2 separate regions of the Mus musculus genome follow, and region 1 is linked to region 2. A link is a loop called in an ENCODE intact Hi-C map of the cell type or tissue named here. Cell type or tissue: gastrocnemius. All regions are shown on one strand.

Region 1 (8,000 bases), 69 kb before region 2:
AGAGGGGCTGGTGACATGGGCAGACATGTCACTGCTGTTGATCTCTAAAGGTAAAAGGTTGGGAGAAAAAGTTAGGGCAAAGGTTTGAGGCCATGCAGGGCACACAGGTCACGCAGAGAAGGTTGTGGCAGGTACAGCCCAGGGGTGGGAGGTGCTTGGACTCCCCGTGGGCTAGAGGCCTGCCTTCCTGTGACCAGCATGAAGGGGGCACTGACACATCCTTTTCCACTGAGCTATGTCAACAGCTTTCGTGGCTGGAGTCTAGTTATCTGTACATGGCAGCAGCATCACACTAGGACCTATGCTGGCAGCTGCGGCATGTAAGGAAACCCACCTGTTTCTACCTGTGTCTCTCTTACATTTATATGAGCTTATATACGTATGTACGTATGTGTGTCGTCTATGAGCAAGTGTGCGACAGCATGCATGTGGATGAAGGCTAGAAGACAGCTTGCAGGAGCTCTCTCCAGCCAATACGAGGGTCCTAGGACTCAAGCCTGTGTTATCAGGCTTAGCAGCAGGACCCTTAGACACTGAGCCATCTCATAGGCCCCAAGAGCCTTCATCTCTTATCGTCAAGCTCTGCTGCTTCTTTCGGGCAACAAGGTCAAAGGCATTAAGATACAAAAGTGAACACAAGCCAATTAAGATACAAAAGTGAACACAGGCCATTTCAACCGCAAAGGAGGAACCATGCGTGAGCAAAGCTTTCAGCCTCAGGAAAGCAATGCTTTTGCATACTAGTCAGCCACTTGCAACCCAGAAGAGGATCTACTCCTGCTAATCCACTTTGACTCACAGCCTCTCCAGCCGGGAGGAGGGAAGTATACTAGTCGTTAAGATGCTACTTTGTGACTAAGATCACCCAAGAGGCCCAGGTCCCAGGAACTGATAAGGTCTCCTCACTAACAGATGAGAGGGCATCTGGTGGACATGAGGAGGGTGGTTCTTGCAGACTCCTCTGCTATCAAGTAACTGAAAAGAATGACCAAGAGCCAAAGAGGCCTCAGACGGGACAAATATCCACACGCGCAGATACCACATGCGCAGATACCCGAGTTCCTCAGGTAAGAGTCGGCAGAGAGAGGAAAGGTAATTGCAAAACAGAAAGTGGGAAGCAAAGCAAACTCCACATCACAAGTTAATCCTAGAAATAAGACTAAAATGGCGATACCACATCTTCCCCAGGAGAAAGAGCACCTCCTGTTGGTGGGTGATGGGGAGCAACAGGAGCCAATCCATTTCTGGAGGAAGGTTTACCAAAGCATGGCCAAGTCCAAATTCACTGGCCAGCCAGCTTCGTCCACCTTGAAGCACACAAACTTTGTACTGTCACATCCAGGGAACAGTTTCTAAAAGGTGACCTTGACTGTAGTAATTAGATGTTAACTACAGTCACACTTGACAACAATGGTGGTGTACTTGACTCCAGCTAAAGGGTGTGTGTGTAGGAATGTGCAGGGTTGGGAAAGAGCCCTTTCCTCTTTGATCACGTATGTGCATCTTTTGCATCTGTTTTCATGTGTGTGAATGCGTGCATATGTGCAGGCCAGACGACAGCCTCAGGTCCCATTCCTTAGAAGCCATCCACCCTGGTTTTTAAGAGTGTCTCTCACTAGCCTGATTATCAGTGACTGGCCGGACAGTAGGGCCTAGGACCTCTTGTCTCTGCCTCCCCAGTGCTGGGATTACATGCAGGCACCGTCACACCTGACTTTTCTGTCAAATAGAAGTTCTGGAGACGGAACTCAAGGCTTCACACTTGTGTGGCAAAGACTTTACCAACATAGCTGTCTCACTCCGTTACGCTCTGCCTTCCCAATGTGTGGGCAGAGGAGTCCTGAAGCTTTCACTGACACAGTGACTGTGCACAAAGACTGCCAGTCATCTCTCAGACAGGCTGTGAGCCTGCTCACAGTGCCTGAAGCCTCTGTGAAAAATGATTTGTCGTGAAGCCACCCAGCTTTGCAGCAGCTCTAGTCCTTCCACTAAAGATAAGAGAGATGGCTGGGCAGTGGTGGCGCACGCCTTTAATCCCAGCACTTGGGGAGGCAGAGGCAGGCGGATTCCTTAGTTTGAGGCCAGCCTGGACTACAGACTGAGTTCCAGGACAGCCAGGGCTATACAGAGAAACCTTGTCTCAGAGAGAGAGAGAGAGAGAGGCCAAAAGGCTGTTGCTAGTTCTCCCCACCTAAACACTTGTAGACATTGGCATCAGCAGGCCATGCTCCCTCTGACAGTATTTTCATTGGAAAAGGGAACTCTAAAAGCAAATCTGTTTCCCCTCGGCAAGGCAACAAGACTGCTTGCATTTGGGAGAAAGCGGTAAGAGGTGAGCACATTTGTCCTAAGTGAAACCTCTGTTAAAGACAAAAAGCTCATTGTGGTGTCCCTAGCCTACAGCCCCGGCACTTCGTAGGCTGAGGCAGGAGAATCACAAGTTTGAGGCCACTCTGTGCTACATATTGAGACCCTGCCCCTCCCCCTTTTAAGTAATTAAGAAAAAGTATAAAATGCAAATGTCCCCAGGGTGGACAGCGTGCTTTAGGTCATGCCTGTACTTGGTCCCAAAGTGCTGGCTGCCGCCCTGTCCCATCAGCTCCACACTCACCCGGGATCTTCAGGTTCAGGTCACAGATACTGCCAACCGTGGCCACAGCCGGAGCCCGGCTGGTCCGGGTGATGCTCTCTCTGACTCTTCCCTCGCCACTGATCTTCACAGTGAATGGGCTTCCTGGGAGACCGAGAGGGACCCCGTGAGCAGCCTCGGTCTACCTCGACGCACGGATGGCATTTACCCAAAACCCAAGCATCACAGAGGGAGGGCAGAGGGGTCTCATACCAGGCACATGCTCGTCAGCAAATTTGGTGGAGACGATATAGACCCCGGGCACAGTGGGGAAGTAGGACACCTTGCAGGTGCCGTCCTCCAGGTCCTCTGTTTGGATGTCCACCTTGCTGGGTCCTTCTACTGCCAAGGATATGCCACCATAGCCTGCAACACAATATCCAGCTTGGCTCCGGAGCTTGTGGCAAAGGAGGAAGCAAAAGGCTCTGAGAAGTTCTACAACAGGATAACCTGCCAACTATGGCTTTGACCAGACGATTCCTTCCTTGAAGGTATCTATCAATGTCCCATTTGAACATGCGGCCCATGAAACTGTATGCCCCTCAATAAATGCCTGGACTGTCTTAAGGGGTTATCTGAATTTTCAAACAGCAGACTAAAAGTTCAACAGTATGAAATCCCACTGGTGAGCATTGAGTGGGGCAGAAATCTTTCCAATCTCTGCCCTGGGATTATAACTTTGTCTAGAGCTCACGTGGCTGCCACTGCCAGTCAAGAAAACAGAAGACGAAGGCACTGGGATGTAGTATGGCTTGAGAGAGCCCAACCTAACTCAAAGCATCTCAAAGAGCGATATGGGGTGTGTGTGTGTGTGTGTGCTATGCCTTATTTTACCCAAAGCACCAACTGTTCCACCATGGTCTGCTCGGGGGACCCTGGGAGCTGAGGACACAGAGGCTCTCAACAGTGATATGAGCACACATAACAGAGATCTGTGAGAGCTTGTGGGTCTGGAGTGGGTTTCAGAAATAGATGGGATGGTGATTCCCATGTGTCTCAGTTTTTTCTCTATAAAGCAAAGTCCTGCTCCTCTTGTGATTCAGGTAGCAGCAAGCACTCACATCTCAGAGGCTGAAGGATGCTTGGAGGTAAAAGAGTTGGCAGTATGAAAAAATGAACCCATTGCCACAAGCTCTGAGTATTTCCCATGGAACTACCCTACAGACCTGCATCTCTTGTGTCCACGATGAAGTCTGACATCTCAAAAGTCCGGCCTTCTGACAGGCCTTGGCCATAGACTTTGGCTCGGCGTGCATCACCAATTTCAGACTGGACCACCATAATGGACACAGGGCTGTTGGCCACGTGGTTACCGTTTTTCTTGATGCTGACTAGATGCTCACCCACTTCTCGGGGGATGAAGGAAATGCCTGGACCAGAACACAGGTAGAGGCTTAGTAATGGGAGGTGGAGAAAGAATGAAGGACAAGTGGGGGGAGGAGACTGGTTGACAGAGAATGTGTTCATGATCAACTTGACACGGTCTAAAATAATCTAGGAGAAAGACCCTATGCATGTCTGTGATGGGTGGCCTTTCTAGATTAGGTTAACTGAGGTGGGGAGAGCCAGCCTCAATGTTGGGCTCTCTCCGGGGCTGGGGTTCCAGACTGAATAAAGATTAAGTCAAGCAGAGCAACAGCATTCATCTGTTTTGCTCTCTGTCACATAAAAATTTCCATCATGATGGGTTGTATCACTGAACTATGAGTCAAAATACACCTCTCCGTTCTTAAGCTGCATTTGCAGGGTAGTTTGTCACAGCAGTGGGAAAAGTGACTAATACAGCTTATTCTCAAAATTGGAAACAGGACTGTCTTATGTTGCAACAATCCAACGTCCACAGATGTTAACACTGATAGGGAAGCGTGCGTGTGATACAGGTTTACTGTAGCAACCTCCAACGGATCACCCACTTCCTAAGGAGTCTCTGCTCCCCCTCCCACACCCCACCATGCTGGCCAAAGCTCACCAATGTGGTTGTTGGGTAGCCTCTTTAGCAGACAGGGCTCGTCACGTCCAGATGGGGCCTTGATACTGGCTGTCAGTGTGCTAAGGTCTGTCTCACTGATGTCCAGAAGGAAGTCAGCAGCTGAGCCCAGCTTCACTTGGGAGCAGCGTCTGTTATCATCTGAGAAAAAGCAACAGAGCTCCTATTACATGTGCTCGCTGGGCTGTCTAGAGAACATGGTCTACATGGCACTTGGAGATGTGACGTCAAGAATCTTTTACCCACAGGTGTATGAAGATCATGTGCCTCTGACAATGAGTATATAATGACCACGGCAGGACAATGGGTGGTTATGACTGGTTCAGGGGGAGACAAGGAGCTGGAAGGAATCTGAGCTACAAATCCCTGTGAACACTTTTAGAGGAATCTTTGACATGCAGAAGAACTAAACTAAATATCTTTCTGTACACAACTCAATTCAATGGGCTATGTATATAGAATGAAATAATATTTAAAAAGTTAAATCAGGATATTTAAATCAGGATATCTGCAAGAAAACAAATGAATGGAAATTATCATATTAACTGAAGTCAAGCTGACTCAGGAAGACCAACACCACATGCTTTCTATCAGATGCCGTGTGTGTGTGTGTGTGTGTGTGTGTGTGTGTGTGTGTGTGTGTGTCTGTTGGAGAGAAACAGAAAGAGGAGGGAAGAAACTAGAAAGGGACCCTGAGAGGGAAGAAAGCTATCTTTTTTTTTGTTTGTTTGGGACAGGGTTTCTCTGTGTATCCCTGGCTGTCCTGGAACTCAGAAATCCACCTGCCTCTGCCTCCCAAGTGCTGGGATTAAAGGCACGCGCCACCACGCCCAGCTTTTTTTTTTTTTTTTTTTTTTTTTTGCGCGGGGGTGGGGGTTGGGGGTGGTGGGGGTGGTGGGGGGTGGGGGTGGGGGAGAAGCTATCTTAAGGGAGGGGTACAGTGAGGAGGAGGAGGAGGAGGAGTTAGAACCAAGTATAATGCATCTATATGAAAATTCCATAATAGAAGCCATTACTTTGAATTATGAAATAAAAAAAAAATTAAAGAAATTTTTGGCAACAGAAGGCATTTCCACCTGCTGCTGTGTCTTTGGGCAATTCCCAAAGAAGCTTGGCTCCTACTCCCCACTGTTACTGCCTCCTTCAGTCAGGTCTAAGAATCCTTGACAAGAGCCTTGATTTGTGCATCTTCCAGAGAACCCACCATGTGTTCTTAACTCAGCAGGCAGAACAGAGCCAGAAGCGTAGGTTATGGAATGGGACAACCTGCTTCTGAATACAGTGAACTTGGCTCAATGGCTACCTCTCCGAACTTCAGACCAGAAAACTAATAGGGCAGATATCTTATGTAGTATGGAACGAAAGGCCTCTTTAGTTCCTGCTCTCTGCCTGTAAGCATTGCCTTGATGCCTCGTTCTGAGAATTTGCTTTCTGGTTGGTAACTCTTGTTTTTATTTTGTTATGAAAAAAGGAGGATTTAGGCAGCCTGACCAGACTTAGGTTTCCCAAATATGGGAAAACCAAGTACCAACCTAGCTTGCTACCCCAGGCTGAGGAGATGGGGTGGGGCTAGGCACAGCTAGATCTCCCATGAGAAATTCCTATAAGCCGGGCAACCCTACCTGTGATCTTGGCAGTGAAGGGGCTGCCAGGAATATGTTTGTCATTGTACTTGACCAGAATGCTGTAGTCCCCTGGCAAGGTGGGTAGGTAGGTCACTGTACATGTCCCGTCTTTGTTGTCAATGCAGCTGATCTCTGCTTTCGAGGGTCCTTCAATAGCCAAGTCCAGACCACCTAGGAGAGGGGATATGGAGGGAGGACAGTCAGAGAGAAATACTTTATTTCTAGAAAGACAATGCCTCTGGAGGGGGCCCTGACACCAGGGCCATTCCATGCGGGTATCAAGACAAAGCAATCTTCAGAGGAAAGCCCATGGAACCACATCACTGTGAACTGCACTCACAACCCGACACTTAAATAACCCCAGGGTCTGAGAGGTAAGGAGGAGACCGAGTACTACATCAAGCATATGCAGGATGGGCTAGCGCAGACTCTCACGGGGCTCAGGCAAACACAGACTCTCACAGTGCTCAGGCTAGCACAGAGTCTCTCTCACGGTGCTTGGGGTAGATGCCACCATCAGAGCCCAAGGCTGAGGAATGTGTGACTACTATGGTTGGCACAGCACTTCAGCTAGAACTTACAGCTAAATACCTCGTGGGAGGGCCTGAGGGACCAACAAGCAAACTGAACAAAAATAAAGCCATTTTCAATCAAAAGCCCACGTGAATTCTCAGTGAGTCACATGAAATAGCTCATAATACAAATCTGATTTCATTCACATAAGAATTTAAACATTTCTATTTTGAGGTGGAGATGAATTTTTATATGAGAGAAAATAATGAGACAAATGATACCATATAATAGTGATTTTTTTTTTGTTTTTCTTTTGAGATGCGATCTCACTATATGGCTCAGTCTAGTTTTGGACTCCTGGGCTCACGAGATGCTCCCACAACAGTCTCCTGAGACTACCTGAGTGCTTCCATTCACAGCACATTTTAATCATGCTCATTTATCTCTCCAAAGGAAGGTTATACCTGCATAAACACGCAAAGCATACCATACCTTCTCCCGCATCCTCTGTGACAATGGTGAAGGTGGCAGTTTTGTTGGCTACTCCATACACAAGGCCTGGACCATAAGCAGACACACTCCCACTGTTGGGGTAGTTCACGTAGAACTGCAGGGGGCTCTCTGCATTTTCCAAGGACAAAAACAAAACTGAGACTCATTACATGGTAAATAGATACCTCAGATAATCGGCAGTACATTAAAGTCCTCCCAGCAGGAGAGTCCGCCACCCTCTGAAGCAGCTCAAGGGAACTGGTGTAGGAGATTTCATCTCAGCTTAACAAATGAGAAGGACACATGCGTATCAGGGAGGTAGATGCTGCTTTCTAGAAAGAAGGCTGTTTGTTAGTGCCATTCAAAACCTAAGGCCTGACCTAAGAAGCTCATCTTGAGGAAAGAAGCCCACAGTGATCCACGGCTACTCTCATCCCTATTAAAGCTCTTTAGTCTCCAGGATCCACCTGCAAACCAGGAAATCATCCGGGAGTCGACCTACATATGGAACATTAAAGATCCACGAGTACGACCTTGAGAGGTTAACCGCAGTATGTCACATCAGAGAAAAGCAAACTGTCTTTATATGTAAAACTGATATTTCATAGCGGCTGGTATGATGGCTCAGTGTGGGTAAAGAAACTTGTGCAAGCCTACTGACATGAATGTGATCCTTACAGCCCATGTAAAGGTATAAAGAGAGAACTAACTCTACAAACCTTTCCTCTGACCTCCACATGCATAGCTTGGCATG
Region 2 (8,000 bases):
GGAGATCTGCCTGCCTGGGTTCCATCTCTAGGACTTCAAGAAAAAAGGACAAATTTGAACGGGGTGTGGTAGCACACATTTGTAACTTCAGCACTAGGGAGGCCAACGCAGGAGGATCCTCGGAAGTTCAAAGCCAGTGAGTTCACACCCAGCCTGGGCCACGTAGCAAGACGCTGCCTCAAAACTCATGCATGCGTAAGTGTGTGGGCATATTTATCTCATAACCTGAAGTCCGGTGGTTCTATTTTTATCTGGGTTACATATGTTGCTCTAAAGAAGAACGCAAAGCTCTTTTCAAGCACATTTGGGAAAGCATGACCAAGCCAAAGTCAGAGTCAGTCTTATGAAATATGCAATGACCTGGACTTCTGTTTCGAATGAGTTCAAGGTGGGTGTCCTAACAGGAAAGCCCCCTTTATGGCCTTCCTGGGATATATGATACCTTCATCCTGCTAGTCTAAGAAGCTGGAGGGAAAACGGGCTTCGTTCCAAAAGTGATTTTTGACAGGTAAAGGTTCAAACATTTAGCCCAGCTCTTAGAACAATAAAAAAGATGGAGACTTGCCCAAAAAACCTCCCCTGTTCCCATCCACAGGAAACAGGAGACTCCCCAGGCCTTGGAAAGGAAATGCCACAAGGGTATCCCAGTGTGTGCATCTGGCCATTGCTGTGGACCTGGTGTGCTGGGGAGAGCTCATTCTGACACACAGCGGAGGAGGAGACCAGAGGGAATGGAAGCCTTCTCACAGTAAGGGGCTGGAGGGCCTCTGCTTTCAGGGACGAAGCAAGCCAACGCCCAGCATGCCTGCCCAACCTCTCATACTCTGCTTGCGTTTTCATGGATTGGAACCCGGCCATGGGCTTCTCCTCCCAAATCCGACCAGTCACAATTCCCAAATAACTACCCTGGTGATTGGCAACCCCAACCCTCAAGCCACACACACTTTCTCAAACTAACTACAATTATCCAGTTACTTATAAATGACAGCGCTGCCTTTTTAAATAGCTACAAAGTTGATTTGAACTACTATAAATTGTACAATGGAATTTATTTATATTACTTCTGTATCAGTCCTCTGGTCCTTGTTAAGGAGGATTTTTATGTGGAATGGGGCCAATTATGAGGTGAATACCAGATATTTTTTAGCATTCTGCAGAAATAACTTTGAAATGCTTCTTTGAAGGGTCAGTTCTCCAAAGTCAGGGATATGGTAGACTTTCATCTCTCCCATCTCTCACCAGCAAGGGCCAGACCAAAACAACCATGTCCCCTACCTACATCTACATCTACATCTACATCTACATCTAGTGCTATAACTGGCATATCACAAGAGTTCCTGAGGCACCTTTCTATATGGCTGCCAATGATTAACCAAGGTAGCAGGAGTCGAGCAAAAGAATGAGAACAGTATGCCATCCTCTGACCACGAGGCAGTTGGCTACAGGGCCATAAACAGGCAACAAGTGATGCGGGAGTTAAGAGGGAAAGTGTCACTAGGGCTACAGGAACAATATTCCATGCTCTCTGCACACTCAGCAACTGTTCGCTGTCAGGAGGCAGTGTGGTACGGAGTCTGGAAGACAGGTGGCTAATCCATGAAAGTATCAGAATGACTAACATTAAAGACAATACAAGGGCCTGGAGAGATGGCTCAGTGGTTAAGAGCACTGCCTGCTCTTCCAGAGAACTTGGGTCAATTCCCAGCACCACCATGGTGGCTCACATGTCTGTAACTCTTGTTCCAGGGGATCCAACACCCTCACACAGACATATGTGCAGTCAAAACATCAATGAACATAGAATGAAATTAAATACAAGCAAAACAAGGAAACAAGGGTCTGAGAGATGGCTCAGTGGTTAAGACACTTGCTGCTCTTGCAGAGGGCAGGGGTTTGGATATTAGCACCCTTATAGTTGCCGCCAATTCTAGTTTCTGGGATCTGACACAACTTCTGACCTCCAAGTGTACACAGTATATACTTGCATACATACAGGCAAAGAAACATATAAAAACAACAAATGCGGAGGTAAAGGAAGGAGGATGGCGCCTTACAAAATGTTGGTAGGAATGAAGACTACAGCAGCCACTACAGAAGGTAGTTCAGAGCTTCATTTAAGAGCTAAAATCTATTGGTGCTGGAGAGATGGCTCAGTGACTAAGAGCACTGACTGCTCTTCCAGAGATCGTGAGGTCAATTCCCAGCTCACAACCATCTGTAATGAGATCTGATGCCCTCTTCTGGTGTGTCTGAAGACAGCTACAGTGTACTCACATACATAAAATAAAATTTAAAAAAATCTTAAAAAAAAAAAAAGCTAAAATCTGACTTATAATGATTAAGCTGTACCATTCATTCCTGGGTCTACAGCAAAGGAAACCATGTCAGCATACCACAGAGATACCTGTCCATCCATGTTTGCTGCTGTATGACTCAGAATAACCGAGTTACAAAATCAGCTTAGGCCTCCACCGATGGAAAAAGAAAATGGTGTGTGTGTGTGTGTGTGTGTGTGTGTGTGTGCATGGAATATAGAATATGTACACAGCTAAAAAGAACAAACTGTGCCATTTGTAGGAAAATAGATTAAACTGGACATCATCATATTCTGGAAAAAGAAAAGTAATGCATTTTCTTTCCTATATGGAAATTAGGGAATACACACACACAAACAAACACACCCCAGATGGGATGAAAGGAACTAGCAGAGAGGAGGATAAGAAAAGTAATGGGGAATGAATATAGTCAGAGTACCTGATATATGTGAACAAAAATGTCAAAATTCATTGTTCAGTACAACAAGTATAAACGGGCTATAAAGTCATCAACAACAGCAGTAAACAAACAAAACAAAACAAAACAAAAACTGGCCATGGAACCAGCAGCTCAACTACATTTTTCTCTTTGGACAACACAGTGCTTCTCTGACCTTTATTTTCCTCATCTGACAAATGGGAATTATAATCAATGATTTGACAGAGTGGTGTGAGGGTAAGGCCAGAGAATGCCAAGAGTTGAGTGTGAAGGCTGGCACACAGTAGGTGCTTAATAAGTCTCTTTCTCCTCCTGCATTCATTCACCTATAATTTTCATAGTATGTAAAATATTCCTCCCTAGAGCCGGAAGCATAGTTCAAGTGTCATTTCTAACCAGAGATGAAAAGAAGTGCTTGGTGGACTTAAATGCAGTTGAACTGTTCAGCTTGTCAGTTCCCAGCTAAGCCATTCATTAGGAGAGCCATTAGGAGGCCACTCCAAGGCCTCCCCTCCTGACCACCACACTACTGTGAACCCAGGGCATACAGAATTGAGCTCTCCACTAAGCAAGACATCAGTGAGCTGAGCAGTAAAACTCACACAGCCCCAAGGAGCCCCTCCCCCACAGCGCTCCCCAGAGACTAGTCAGGAGCTGACTGAACCTGGCTGAAGGACCATGGTACTCAGAGCAGATTTTCTGGGTCATGTGCTCAGCCCTGTTTAGATGTCCTGATCTCATGATGCCTTGTCTGTGGTTCTCAAAGTTCCTGGCCTGGAACTCCCCCCCACCCCCCATCTCCTCCTCTTCTAGGCCTAGAAGGAAAGGCAGGGAGAGCCCAGAAAGGACAGGTTCTGGGCGTATCCTCGGCTCCATCACCTCTTCTCTCTACACCTCCGTTCCCTCACCTGGAAACTGGGATGATGTTGTTCAAACAGAGCCTGTGGTGAGCTGGTAGCAGCAGTTCCTGGACAGGGCTGCTCCCACAGAACCCTCAACGGCACAGCCCTCGTGCGCTCACGTGCCTGGGGCTCACTGGCATTGTGAGGCTGACTTGTTAAGCCCCACAAACCATGCCTGAGTTGTAGTCTTCAGGTGTCCAAAAGGCAGGGCAACTGGAGTTGAAAGGAGGCAACTGACCAATTGCTCCAGTTCCTCAGTGAAAATGTGGAAGGTACGAAGCCTAGCCACATTGAGTCTTGGCTAAAGAAGATCCATTGTGGCCAGTTGCCTAAGACCAGGGTCCTAACTCTGGTATATATGGCTGGTCCTTCTAATCACACAGCAGACTGTGTAGGGGGTCCCAGGAAGGGTAAGAGGCCTGGGCCAGCTTCATTCCTCTCTGTACTCTGTCTTCCCAGGGCCTCGGACCAAAAAAAAAAAAAAAAAGCAATAAATAGACAAGGCAGTGACGTAGAGCCAGGTGACTCATGGCCCTGAAGACTGGAGAGCAGCTATGGCAAAGGGCATTAAAATCATCTTTCTCCTTCCAGAAAGATGGTTCTCCCAGCCTCTCTGGACTTCAAAGGTCTAGGTGTTGTCAGTGAGCAGCGGGTAAAAGTGAAGAATGCCATTACTCCAGCCCTGGGTGATGGGTGGCTAGCTCCCAGACTGCTGCAACCTACACCTTCCTCAGCTGTGACCCAACTGGGGTATGGACCGGGAGAACAACAACCACCACCACCACCACCACCAAAGGGCTCCCAAAGATCAAAAATGACAATGAAAAGCACATTTTAATTCTTCTCCAGTGGTGTTCCTGATGGTGTTGTCCACCTGTCTCTCAGTTCATCACCATCGCTACACACTCAGCCAAGCCTCTTTGTGACAGCAGTAACGTGATCTATTGTCACATGGGTCTATTTCAATATAGACCACAGCCGGGCAGTGGTGGCATATGCTTTTAATCCCAGCACTTGGGAGGCAGAAGCAGGCAGATTTCTGAGTTTGAGACCAGCCTGGTCTACAGAGTGAGTTCCAGGACAGCCAGGGCTACACAGAGAAACCCTTTCTCAAAAAAACAAAACCAAAAAACCAAAAACCAAACCAAACCAAACCAAAACAAAACAAAAACCAATATAGACCACAATAAAGGTTGGCCTGGGAAACTGGGATCAGCTGAATTTCCGATTATCTCTCCTGCTCACAAGCTGCTCAGAGATTGGCAGGGAGCTCTGAGGTAATTTTTATACCGACTGTGTTTTGATTGTTCAAGAGTGCATTCAGAAGGTCTTGATAGGTGAGCTTTCGAAAATGATTTCATTCATAACTGTCCTGTTACTTTTGCAAAAGTATCTGAGAAAAGCAAGTGAAGGCAGGGTCTACTTCGGCTCACAGTTTGAGAGGACATAGTCCATCATGTTGGGGGGTTACAGTAAGAGGGCATAAGGCAGTTGGTCAGATTACATCTGTAGTCGAGAAACAGTGAGAGATGGAGAGTGTTCAACTCATTCTCTCCTTTGTATCCTGTCTGGGACCCCAGCCCACAGAATGATGTCATCCACAGTTAAGGTGGGTCTGCACATCTCGACCATTCTATCTAGAAAGTCCCTCATAGGTGGTCCTGTGGGAATTCCCAATCTCATCAACGTGGCAACCAAGATCAACCGTCTCAATGACACCCAAAAAAAGACACTGGGGCCAGAAGTAAATGTCTTTTTGGAGTATTCAGGAGGACTCTGAGGCCACTTCTAGCCTCAACAAGATTCTGACATGGGTTACCAAAGCTTGCCATGAACAAGGCCTCTGCATGGGAAGTGAAGGCTCAGAAATATCATGGCGGGGATCAGGATTGGCACTGTCTGAGGGGCAGTATGGGCTTCACTGCTACAGACTCTAGTAAATATTTTCAAATGTTGGGGATTTCTACTGCAAACCTGGCATAGTGGCACATGCATTTCATCTCAGTACTTGGGAGGGAGGCAGAAGCAGGTGGATCTCTATGAGTTCAATGCCAGCCTGGTCTACATGGTGAGTTCCAGCTGGCAAAGGCTTCATAGTGACACCTTGTCTCAAAACAACAACCAAAACAGGCACGTAGAAAATAAAATTTCTACTGAAAGCCATGACACATTCCTACCCAGCAAACTATTCTTTCTGTCCCTTGTACACTTGTTGAACTTTTAGCCTTAAATAGAAATAGTTGTAGCAAATGATTCCAGAAATACCTGGCTTTTATTTTGGTATTGTGTTGTAAGCTACATTTTTCAATATTTAGTAGCTATTTACCCCTCCCTAACAATACTTTTTTTTTAAAAAAAAAATTCACTTAAAAATTAAGTTTATATACAATAATAAAGCTGATATTAGGCTAAATGATTAAATACTAAACAGCAGAGAAGAGGGTATAAATTGTCTGGTCCAAAAACTTGGGAAAAAACAGCTAACCAGGGTTCCTATTAGCATACCAAAGCACATGCTGGGTTCCAGGCTCAGTAGCTGGCTCCTCTCAGTTCTTCCCTCTCTCCAGCTTCTCACTGCTGTCTAACCTGGTCATTTGACCATTTGACCTTAAGTCCTTCTCCCCTGCCCTCTCTGGGCTCTCTCAGTTGTCTTCCCATCGCCTCTCTTGGCCACACCCACTCTGCTGGTCAGGTTCAGTGCACTACTTCCTCTCCATGCTCTGGACTCTCCCGGATGCCTCTGGCTGTACTCTCCATCCTACGTCCAATAAAAACCTTCCTTTCAATTGTCTTGCAGCGGTCTAGTCCTTATTTTCTGTAAGTAACATTTCATTTTCTTTTATTGGGAAATCTTTAAGTTAGATTTAAGGTTCAGGAATAGCACTGGGAAGGAGGTGGAGACAGAAGGATCTCGAATTCTAGGCTAGCCTGGCACGTACATGGTGTTGCAAGCTATGTAGTAAAATCATGTCTCAACAAAAAACTATCAAATGTTAGGATGATGATTATAATCTTGTTAGGAAAGTTAAAGAAAAAGGGGGCAAAGAAAGGACACTCCAAAATGGTCTGAATTATGTACACTTTTATCAGTCCTTGCGTAAGCGCACACTGCTGACCCACCATAGAGTTTCGGGTTGACTAACAGGGCAAGGCCCCAAGGACTATTCTGAGCATGCTCATGAGTCACAGAGCAGAAAACAGCCACTGGAAACTTTGGGTTAAACCCAACATTAGCACATAAGGCCCACCATAGCATGAAAGCCATCAGTCCTGGGCTCACAGCCTCCAGCCACCACCACTCAGAGACTATATATCTCCAGCTGAAATAACAACTGTTGGCTGTGAATGGAGGTCACAGAGTCCATCTCAGGCTGTCATGTAGAGAGGCCACCTCCCCTGAAATGCAGCTCACTTGCTAGAAGTTAGACCCAACATGAGTTCTAGGTTGCCTGAATGTGCAACCCACCAAAAGGGGGGGGGGGCATGAGAAACAGGCCTGAGAAGACCCCTAAGCACCCTTTCTGTGGTCAACAACAGCATGACAGGTGGGGGGTTTTTTTGTTTTGTTTTTTTGTTTTTTGTTTTTTTTTCTATTTAGAAACTTCCCAGGGCTAAGCCCTGTGCACCCTGAAGCCCTTCTCTGTAACAAAGACCATTCAAGGTTGGCTCTGATAGTTAAATCCCATTTTAAAAATGAGATAATAGAGATAAAGCCATTGCTCTAATTCTCTGAGTCTGTTTATATTACAACATTTAAGTCCTTACTCTCACTCTGCAGGTGAGGAGGCAGGGGGTCTTATGGCTGGTAAGTCATAGCTGCTCAGGATGGGAACCAGGCTGCCAACCCACAGGCAGAGCACATGAACTTCAACTGGTTCCATCCATTTTCACTGTCCAGACCTGCAAGGCTCTAGGAGACAACACAGTGGGCAGAATGTATGTAGTCTGGCTACAACAAAAAGAGGACACAGGATGTGCAATAATGTGTCAGGGCTGTTTGTCCACCAAGGCCTTCTGAGATCTGGGATTCCAGTAATCAAGGCGCTCTCTCTCTCTCTCTCTCTCTCTCTCTCTCTCTCTCTCTCTCTCTCTCTCTCCAGGAAGTCCCTGCATATTGGTTCTTAGAGAGAAACCATCTACAGCCAACTCCTTAGAAGATATGGTTCTGCCCAAGGCAATACAAACCTGTTACTCTGCTTCTTTCCTCTGGAAAATACAAATTAGGCTTACTTAATATTTTTGAAAGCCCTGTTTGTTCTTTCTCTTCTGTTCCCATGTCCAACAAAAATTTCCCATCTGTCTTCTAAGCATCAGACCTCATGCTGGATACCAATTAAATTTTAA

The links. Hi-C counts contacts between places; a loop is a spot of excess contacts. Peaks named below come from ENCODE experiments on the same cell type or tissue, not always from the same donor. Only the 100,000 strongest peaks of a DNase experiment are listed, where the experiment ranks them.
Region 1: a loop joins it to region 2, with 4 times the contacts of the local background. A loop is called at or near these places in 3 of 42 quality-filtered maps.

What each region holds. Positions count from the first base shown.
Region 1 is chr14:7,925,758-7,933,757 of GRCm38, reverse strand. Flnb (filamin, beta) reads right to left here. Exons shown (of 46, transcript NM_134080.1): 33 at 7,247-7,375; 34 at 6,239-6,412; 35 at 4,599-4,757; 36 at 3,796-3,999; 37 at 2,843-2,995; 38 at 2,612-2,734; 39 at 1-44. Among named protein-coding and RNA genes, the nearest start is that of Gm45521, 28 kb to the left of the region's middle. In gastrocnemius, a CTCF peak has its summit at 1,208; a DNase peak (open chromatin) is centred at 4,599.
Region 2 is chr14:7,856,888-7,864,887 of GRCm38, reverse strand. The region is part of intron 1 of Flnb (filamin, beta); the gene reads right to left. Among named protein-coding and RNA genes, the nearest start is that of Flnb, 43 kb to the right of the region's middle. In gastrocnemius, no CTCF peak of the experiment used is centred here; DNase peaks (open chromatin) are centred at 806 and 3,384; H3K27ac peaks cover 1,172 bases.